Regions from separate parts of the Homo sapiens genome. Here all the other regions are linked to region 2. Evidence: chromatin contacts called from ENCODE Hi-C or POLR2A ChIA-PET data. All regions are on one chromosome and are shown on one strand. The core of a region is the stretch at or near the end of the contact, and the rest is flanking DNA. Distances in the headings are between cores, read along the strand shown.

Region 1 (3,208 bases), core at 245-2,744, 3.6 Mb before region 2:
ATATTTATTTAGCATTTAGCCCTACCAATCCACGGGCCCTGCATCCACAGATTCAACCAACCACAGATGAATATATTTCGGGAAAAAAAATACAAATTTAAAAAATACAGCATGACAACTATTTCCATAGTATCCACATTGTATTAGGTATTATTAGTGATCTAGAGATGATTTAAAGTATGTCGGAGGATGTGCATAGGTTACATGGAAACACTAGGCCATTTGATATAAGGTACTTGAGCATCACAGGTTTTAGTATCCGCGGGGTATCTGGGAAGGACCACCTTAGTTTGCTCAAGGAATGTCTAACTTGAGTTTTGAAGAAATAGAAAAAATCAGCCCTGGTAAAAGCCATGGGGGGTTCACTCTAGGCAGAAGGAACATCAAAGGAAAAGACTCAAGGAATAACTTGGCATATTTGAGGAAGAGAAAGGAGGCCAATAAGGAGGGTATCTGGCAAGGAAACAAGTGGTAAGAGAAACAGGAGAGGTAGCAAGAGCCAAAACATGTAGTATCTTGTAGGCCAGGATAAAACAACTGGATTTTAAGCTAAGAGCAATGGAAAACCAAGGGGAGTTTAAAGCAGGAGCAGGGCATGATTTTTTTTTTTTTTAAGATTATTTGGGTTGCTGGATGCAGAGCTGGGAGGCCAGTAAAGAGGAAACTGCAGTCACTCAACTGAAAGGTGATGATGACTTGGACAGGGGCTGTGGTCATGGAAATGAAGAGAAGTGGACAAATTTGAAATACACTCTTGAGGCTGAACTGACTGGACTTGCTGACGGACTGGATGTGTGGACATAAGAAAAAGGTGGGCTTTGCTTTATAACAAGTATTGAGACTGGAAAAACGGAGGAAAGCATAGATTTAAAGAGGAAAACCATGAGTTCTGCATTGCCCATGACAAATGTAAGAAGCCTATCAAATATCCATGAGGGGAAGTCAGGTGGGATCCCACTGTGGAACTCTGGGTGAGACTCAGCTGAAGTTATCATTCGGGAGTCAGCACACTGCATCACTCTACGTCCTGGTCCGTCCGTCTGTCTTCCTGGGACACAAATAACTGCCTTCTCCGAGTTCAACCCTGAACATCTGTATCCTCTGGACAACGGGGAGCGGGAAAAAAGCTACGCAGGAGCTTGGATCGGGCGAAGCTCGCGGGAAACCGCTCTGGGTGCGCAGGACAAAGACGCGGGGACAGCGGGGAGGGCCGGCCGCAGCCTGCCGGGCTGCCCCCACGGCGCGGAACGCGCGCAGCAACCTCCACCAGGCCTCCGCGTCTGGACTCCCGCCCTGCCTCTGGGCCTCCTCCGCCCACCGGCGGCGTCTCCCGCGAAGCCCGCTGGGCCTCGCTCTCACCCTCCTCCTCCTCCTCACGCCGGGCCTTGCTCTTGGCCTTGGATTTCTGGCTGCGCAGTTCGCGTCCCCGCGGCTCCCCGCCGGCCGCGCGTTTCCGAGCCATGTTGCTTGTCTGGGCAAATTCCACTTCGCGAGTGACGCACCCGGCCGCGATGCGCTAGAACGCCGGCCCCGCCCCGAGGCGGTGCGCTTGGCCACGCCCCTTCGTTGGAGGCCTAGTCACGCCCCTAAAGGAAGCTCCACCCCATACCCGTGGCCACTAAAAAACTGCGGGAAGCAGGAAAGAGCACAACAGGTTTCTCTCTATTTCCGGTGTATTGTATCCTCACGTTTCCGGAGATTGACGTTGCTCTTGTGTTCTCGCGAGAGGCGGGAAAGGGCGCAGGGTTTGAAACATGGCGGACGACGTAGACCAGGTAAGTGTATTTTAAGGAGGTCGCTCGAAGGAGCTTCTTGTACTAGGCTGCTTTTTCCAGACTCAGGAAAAATGGCCAGTCGTGCCTCCTCTCTCCAAGTCACCATGGCCTAATCCACCCTGTCCTTTCCGTAACCCCCCCTCCGAATTTTGCCGTAGGCCCTGAGACCTTTTCCTGTTAGAAGCCCACCTGATGACTATTCTCACACTCTTCGCTTCATTTTTTTAAATCTGTAGATTATTATCCTTAGCTACCTCATGGAGCTGTCAGGATTCCAATAGAAAGCCAGGTAATAAAGTTAGGAGTTGTTATCATTAGTGAGCGCAACAATTATTTATTCATTCAGCAGATAGAGTGAACATCAGCTTTGTATGGTTAGGCACTGTTCTAAGGGCCAGGGACACTGACATCGACATATAAGAGATCCTTGCCATTACTTGGAGCTTATATTTGCGAGGAGAACAGATAAAAGTAAATATAAATATGTAAGACTTCCAGGAACTGTGATGTGCTGTGAAGGAAACAAGGAACTGGTATGCAGAATAACAGATGGTCCTAGAAGCTTTTTCACCTGGTCTTTTTCTTCCTCAAATATCTTTGGAGATCATGCCACAACTTAAACTTTCTACTGAAATCTGACCTCCTCAGAGAGGACTTCTGCCCAAATAGCACTCCCGCTACTCTGGTTACCCTGCCTCATTTTTCTTCATAGAGAGTTATTTTTTCATATTAAATGTATGCATCTTTGTTTAATGTGAATCTCTCCCCACTAGAATGTAAATGCCATAAGAGCAGGGATTTTGTTTTGTTCATTCTTTTGTCTTTGGGGTTTAGAACAGTGCTGGAAACACTCAAAAAATATTTGAGTGAATGAGTTAGATGATCAGAGGAAGCCTCTTTGAGAAGCCAATATTTAAAGCTACAGGATGAAAAGAGCAGACAGTGGGCATCCCAGACAGAGGCTTAGGTAGCAGTAGGGCTTTTTCATGTGCATATTCTTACAGTATTATAATTATTTGTATGCCTCTCCACAGTAGAATGAGCTCCTTGAGGGTGGGGATTGTGACTTCTCTATCATTGTAATCTAACAGTTGGTTATCTGATCCTTTAACAAACACTTGTTGAACTGAGGGACATAGGGACCAGTTGAGTTAGGTTATTTTTTTCTCTCATCAGGCCTTTTGAATCTTCAGAGCCTGTTACCAATTCAGTTACCTTCCTCCACTGGCCTTGTGTACTTACTGAAGAAGCTCTCCTTGAATAATCTTTCTAACTCTTAGCGGCTGCAACCATCCCTTCCATGTGGGTGACCCCAAGTCATCCTAGCCCTGACCTCTAAAACCAATGTTTCCAGCAGTTCTGTAATAATATAATATTAATAGGAATCTTTTCTTTTCCTTTTTTTTTCTATTCTTTTCTTTTTTTTGGATGGA
Region 2 (2,989 bases), core at 275-2,774:
GTTATCCACTTCCTTGCTACTCAAAGATAGTCCCTTGTCCAGCTGCACATGTTATCAGAAATGTACAATATCAAAATGCACCATAGGCCTACTGAACCAGAAAATGCATTTTTAATAAGAGCCCCAAGTGATTCCCACCCACATTAAGGTTTGAGTGTTCTGTGATACTGCAGATAGCTGTAAAAATTAAAAATGCTCAAGTTTACAAATGAATTCAGAGATATGGTATGAAAAGTACCAAGACACGGAATCAGAAAAGCCCAAAGAGAAAAACCAATATATAAATGAATTTCTTTGCCACCGATAGCAAAGGCTCATTTTTCAACAATACCTATTTATTGCTTCCTGCTTTAAGTATTTTGTGCAAGAGCACAACACTTATAAAGGTTTACAAAAGAATTACCGGGTCTAGAAATTCCAGGCAACCTGGTCCAAACGTGTGAAACCTGCATGTTAAAATCTTAGGATTTTGTCCAATTCAGAGTTGACAAATGAACTCTTTCCAGAAAGTTATTATTCGAAAAAAACCTACAGGATGTTAACTTTAAACACAGATTATAATTCCTGTAACTAAAACGAGTAACTGGTATCGAACAAATTCTAGGTCACTTGTAGAATCGAATCTTGTAGTGAAGGTCTGTGTGTTTTTCCAGGAAAAGTCGGGGTGGGGAGCGGGATTTGCCCTCCCTGCGAATTTTTTTTTTTTTTTTTTTTTTTTTTTTTTTGCTCTTATCCTGAAAGACCTCCGTTTCTTACGTGTGAATAAACTTAAGTCGTACTAAATCCAGGTCACGGTTCCCTTCCTCAAAAGTGAAGTCAAGGCTTCTCTCTTCTAAAGACTATTAAGGTTTGAGGATTCAGGGCCCGTTTCGCTTCCGGCTAGGGAAGGAAGCGTGCTTCCCGGGGCCCAAATGAACATGGAAATTTACTAAGTAGGAAGTTGAGCACTAGTCCAGCCGCCAGGCCCTGCCTTTACTGCAGTTGGCCTTCCAGTCTAGACCCCGACCTCCTGGGGCAGGGAAAGCAGGCAGACTGCAAGCAGCCACCCCGCCCAGCTCGCCCTGCCCGCCCTGCCCGCCAGGGAGCTGAAGGGTCCACCCCTCCCGCCATCCACCCCCGACGCCGACTCCGAGGCGCACAAACGGGGGGCGGTGCGGCAACCCGTCCGCCGTGGCGGCGGCACCCTCAGGCCCTCCCGTGAGAAGGCGGCGGCGGCTGCGGCTGCAGCAGCGGCGCGAAGGGGGGCGAAACCTGTCCTGAGGCTGAGTGGGAGGCCGGGGCGGGAACGACTGCATGTGGGGCTGCACTGGAGGAAGGCGGAGGCGTTCAGAGGGCTTGGGCTTTTTTACGATCATCATCATTATTTTATTTTACCTGTGGCGCAGAAGGGCTCCCCAGCTCCTATTCCCTGAATCCTCCTCCTCCTCCCCTCCTCTTTCTCTCTCTCTCCCTCAGTCTGCAGGGCGCTCGCGGAAGCGGCCGGGCCCGGCCCGACCTGAAAGAGAACAGGGCGGGAGGGGGTGGCGGCGGTGACCAGCGGCCACGTGACCACGCTCGCGCCGTAACGGCGGCCGCCTCCCGCCGCGCGCCCTCCCCGCGCTCCACCTCTAATAACCTCGCGGCCCGCGCGCCTGGGAAGCTCGTGCGCAGGCGCCCGCACGGGACCTGAAGTCTGCGCGCGAGCGCAACGCGCTCGCTCTCGGGTCCGGGTTTCTGGGGCCCGCGAGGCGCGAGAAGCGAGTAGGTGGGGAGTGAGCCGCGGGCAGAGCTCTCCTTGGCTGAGCCGGCAGGCTGCTGAGCGCATGCGCCTGAGGGCTTTTACCCCTCCCTTCTCTCCCTGCTTCCAACCGGCGCGCGGCTGGAGGCTGGGAACCAGCTCCTGGGTCTTAGTCAGAGGTTCACATCCACCAACTATCTTCCCAGGGTTGGACTGAGAAGGGGAGCAGAGGGTCCCAGGGACTCTCCTGAGATCCTGGCTCTCCTGCCAAGGAATTTACATTTCCTTGTCACAGGTAAATGGCCTTCCATGCCACATTTTTCTGTGGCTGAGTAGGCTTCTAACTCAGCTCATCTGTCACTTTCTCCGTGAAACTTACCCCTGCCTACTTTAGAGGAGTCACTAGCACTTTGTGCAGACCTACCTTGTAGTACAACCCATAGAAAGATAAAGGTTAGGAGTTATTTTTTCACAAGCCCACAATACTAGACTGTGGTTTCTATCTTTATCTCATAAACTTGGACAGGGTCTTCAGTGTTGTAGTATCTCCCTAAACGTCTGATGACTATCAGAACACAGGGAATGTCTAAAACTTTTATCGTTGCCCTTGGTCTCTGCATAATCATGATTTAAGATCCCCTTTAACCCAAGCACGTGGGAAGGTGGTGTTTGTTTCCCCAGTATGAAAGCCTTTAAATCATAATGTTAATTAGAGTGGTAAATGCTTCACTTAGTAAAAGAGATTTATGGTATTTTATTAGCTTATCTTCACAAAGAGCTCCAACGAAAATTGATACTGTTTAGTCCAGAAAAGGAAACCAAGTCAGAGAAAGGTCAGATTTCTGAAGGTTATCTAGCTTCAGAGGAAGATGCCTGTGTGGGAGACCTTTGTGGACAAACACCCCACTTCACACAGAGATCCCTCTTTTTCTGTTGCCCCTCTTTCTGTTGCAGAAACTGAACAGGTTAAGTTAGTGCCTGTGGCCAGATTTAATCCGGCCAGATTTATTTATTTATCAAATAAATAAAATGTAAAAACTCCCTAATTGGGAGTTCTGGCTAGACCAGTCATCATCACTGTTAGACTGGTGAATACTGAGATGATAGTCAAGAAATGGGGCTAGCAACAAAATGACAGAAAATCCTGGGATGAATGTATATGAAGAAATAGGATTAACAGAGGCTTCTGAGAAACTAGGAAAATGACAACCCTCAAGATTCCATTCTCAAATGTTTACAAAGCTGTTGGACTCTTTTCTGCATTTACCACTG
Region 3 (2,983 bases), core at 90-2,589, 4.7 Mb before region 2:
GATCCTAAGTGAGTTCTTATCATTACCCCACACTGCCTGTGCTGGCTTGTGGGCACTTGATAGATGCATGAGGTTGGACATTTCATGTTCCCTATCTGGAACTCTGCTCTCCCGTCTGAGAAATGGCTCTATATTAGGGGTTTCTCAAACTTAAGAACTGATGGGCCTCTAAGAATACAGTTCCCAAGCTCCATCAGGCCCCACCTTTTAGAAACACTGCATCCAGTGGTAAACGCTGCTACACTGGAAGGTCCTGTGATGACCACATGTTCATAAAGAAAAGGCAGCCACGAACATCAGGGAGCAGAGCTCAGTTGGTAGAGGGTCGTCCAGATGACCTGCAGCATGCTTTTGTTAAAATGGGGGAGGAGTTTTCGTCTTCACGAAAATGATGTTTAAAAATGTATTGTCTTGGCCTTAGCTGGAGTGGTCAAAAATAATAATAAATATTGTCAAATGATTTTTTACAAGGTGCCAAGACAATTCATTGGAAACAATCATTTCTTTAACAAGTAGTGCTGGCCGAGCGCGATGGCTCACGCCTGTAATCCCAGCACTTTGGGAGGCTGAGGCGGGCGGATCACCTGAGGTCAGGAGTTCCAGACCAGTCTGGCCAACAAGGTGAAAACCCATCTCTACTAAAAATACAAAAATCAGCCAGGCGTGGTGGTGTGCACCTGTAATCTCAGCTACTCCAGAGGCTGAGGCAGGAGAATCACTTGAACCCGGAGGCAGGGTGGGGGGTGGCAGAGGTTGCAGTGAGCTGAGATCTAGGCACTGTGCTCTAGCCTGGGTGACAGAACAAGACTCCATCTGGAAACAAACAAACAAACAACAACAACAAAAAACAAGTAGTGCTGAGACAACTGGCTATTTATACACAAAAGGATACATTTGGGCCCATGCTTCCCACCATACACAAAAATTAACTCAAATTAATCAAAGACCTAAATGAAAGAGTTAAAACTATAAAAATCTTAGACAAAAACATAAGAAGAAATCTTTGTGACCTTGGGTTATACAATGATTTCTTAGATACAACACCAAAAGCATAAGCAAGAGAATTACAAATTCATAAATTGGACTTCATGAAAATTAAAAACTTTTGCACTTCAAAAGACACCATCAAGAAAGTAAAAAGATAAGGCCCTGCATAGGCTCATGCCTGTAATCTCAGCACTTTGGGAGGCAGAGGCAGAAGGATTGCCTGAGCCCAGGAGTTCGAGACTGTAGGGAGCCATGATCATGCCATTGTATTCCAGCCTGGGTGAGTGAGTGAGACCTGATCTCCAAAAAAAAAAAAAAAAAGGAACTGAGAAACTGAGAAAATTATATAACTGATACTGGAACCTGTATGTAGAGTATGCAAATAACTCATGACTCAATAACAAGGAGACAATACAATTTTTAAATGGGCAAAAGGTTTGAATACACATTTCATCAAAGGAGACATATGAATGGCCAATAAGCACATGAAAAGATGTTCCACATCAAAGAAATGCAAATCAAAACCACAATGAGATATGACTTCCCACCCACTAGGACAGCTAGAAGCAAAAAGCCAGACAATAACAAATGTGGGACAGGATGTGGAGAAATGGAAACCCTCACACACCACTGGTGGGAACAAAAAGATGCAGCCACTTTGGAAAACAGTTTGGCCATTTCTAAAAAGTTAAACAGAGAGTTACTATGTGACCCAGCAATTCCACTTCTAGGTATCTACTAAAGAGAAATGAAAACATATGTCCACATCAAATCTTGTATGCAAATATCCATAGTAGTAGTATTTACAATAGCCAAAAAGTGGAAATGACCCACATGTCCATCAACCGGGGAATGGATAAACTAACTACAGTGTATCCATACAATGGAATGTTATTATTCAGCAGTAAAAAGGAATGAAAGACCAGGCGCAGTGGCTCATGCCCAACATTTTGGGAGGCTGAGGCGGGAGTGTCACATGAGGCCAGGAGTTCAAGAACAGCCTGGGCAACAAAGTGAGACCCCTGTCTCTACCAAAAAAAAAAAAAAAAAAAAAAAGGAATGAAGTACTGATACATTCTATTCTATAACATGGATGAACCTTGAAAAACTTCACGCTAAGTGAATAAAGCTAGACACAAAAGGACACGTGTTGTATGATTCCAAAAGGATATGAAATGCTCAGAAAGACATATCTACAGAGACAAAAAGTGGTTGTTGAGGACTTGGGATGGCACAAGGGACTGAGGGAAAATGGGTATGTGGTTTATTTTCAGGGCCATGGAAACGATTAAAAATAAAATTGTGATGGTTACAGGATTCTGTAAATATAGTAATAATAACCGAATTGTACACTTAAAATGAGTGAATTTCATAGAGTAAAGTATCCCTCAATAAAGCTTTAAGAAAACACGTGATGACTAAATGAAACATAAGATCCTAGGTTGGGAGGAAAGCTTGGTAAAAAGGACATTACTGGGACAACAGGCGAAATGTGACTTTTAAGTTAGTTGTATTTTAGATCCTAGTATCATGTCCATGTTAAACTTCCTGAATTTGACTAATGGACCATGGTTATGTAAGAGAATGTCCTTGTTCTTAGTAATTATGTACTGGAGCAGTATTTAGGGGTGAAAGTTACATATGGCATGTTTGCAGTGACATCTCAAATGCTTCTAAGGGAAAAATCGGTTTTTAAGAGAAAGCAAAATTTGGTGGAATGTTATTAGTGATGAGTCTGGGTGAATGGTACACGGGAGAATTTTGTTTTGTATTATTGTTGTAACTCTTCTTTAAGATTGAAATCACTTCAAAATAACTTACAACTCTTAAAGAATCCACACATTTAAAAAATTATTGTTGGGACCTTGAATAAATCTATAGACCCTGAATGGAGAAAAAGCCCTGAGCTAGTTGTGAACAGAGTTCCTAGAGAGGGTGCCCCTGCTCATCATGTCTGTTGCACCCCAAAGAGAAGACAAAGACACAGCCAGAGGGT

The links. Hi-C counts contacts between places; a loop is a spot of excess contacts on that map. ChIA-PET counts read pairs that join two places held with the same protein, here RNA polymerase II (POLR2A). Pooled maps may share reads with other maps.
Region 1: a loop to region 2 is called in a map with no recorded cell type, with 19 times the contacts of the local background. The contact joins the promoter of XPC here to the promoter of TBC1D5 in region 2. A Hi-C loop is called at or near these places in 1 of 37 single-sample maps with no recorded cell type and 6 of 50 pooled maps. POLR2A ChIA-PET finds 5 or more read pairs at or near these places in 1 of 52 experiments (activated B cell).
Region 3: a loop to region 2 is called in a map with no recorded cell type, with 10 times the contacts of the local background. The contact joins the enhancer-like site here to the promoter of TBC1D5 in region 2. A Hi-C loop is called at or near these places in 4 of 37 single-sample maps with no recorded cell type and 6 of 50 pooled maps.

The regions. Positions count from the first base shown.
Region 1 is chr3:14,177,107-14,180,314 of GRCh38, forward strand. XPC (XPC complex subunit, DNA damage recognition and repair factor) reads right to left here and starts at 1,495. Exons shown (of 16, transcript NM_004628.5): 1 at 1,360-1,495. The coding sequence starts at 1,462. It overlaps LSM3 (LSM3 homolog, U6 small nuclear RNA and mRNA degradation associated), which reads left to right and starts at 1,711. Exons shown (of 4, transcript NM_014463.3): 1 at 1,711-1,775. The coding sequence starts at 1,755. RefSeq lists a silencer at 1,135-1,254 and enhancers at 1,305-1,654, 1,755-1,804.
Region 2 is chr3:17,741,107-17,744,095 of GRCh38, forward strand. TBC1D5 (TBC1 domain family member 5) reads right to left here and starts at 1,525. Exons shown (of 23, transcript NM_001349074.2): 1 at 1,375-1,525. LOC105376975 (a long non-coding RNA gene) reads left to right here and starts at 1,838. Exons shown (of 2, transcript NR_135536.1): 1 at 1,838-2,012. RefSeq lists silencers at 1,012-1,211, 1,442-1,751 and enhancers at 1,211-1,914, 1,872-1,941.
Region 3 is chr3:13,001,257-13,004,239 of GRCh38, forward strand. All of the region lies in intron 1 of IQSEC1 (IQ motif and Sec7 domain ArfGEF 1), which reads right to left. Among named protein-coding and RNA genes, the nearest start is that of IQSEC1, 71 kb to the right of the region's middle. RefSeq lists a silencer at 1-267. Within about 2 kb of position 1,340, at least 6 of the 41 ENCODE cell types and tissues checked have a DNase peak (open chromatin) inside an H3K27ac peak, as active enhancers do.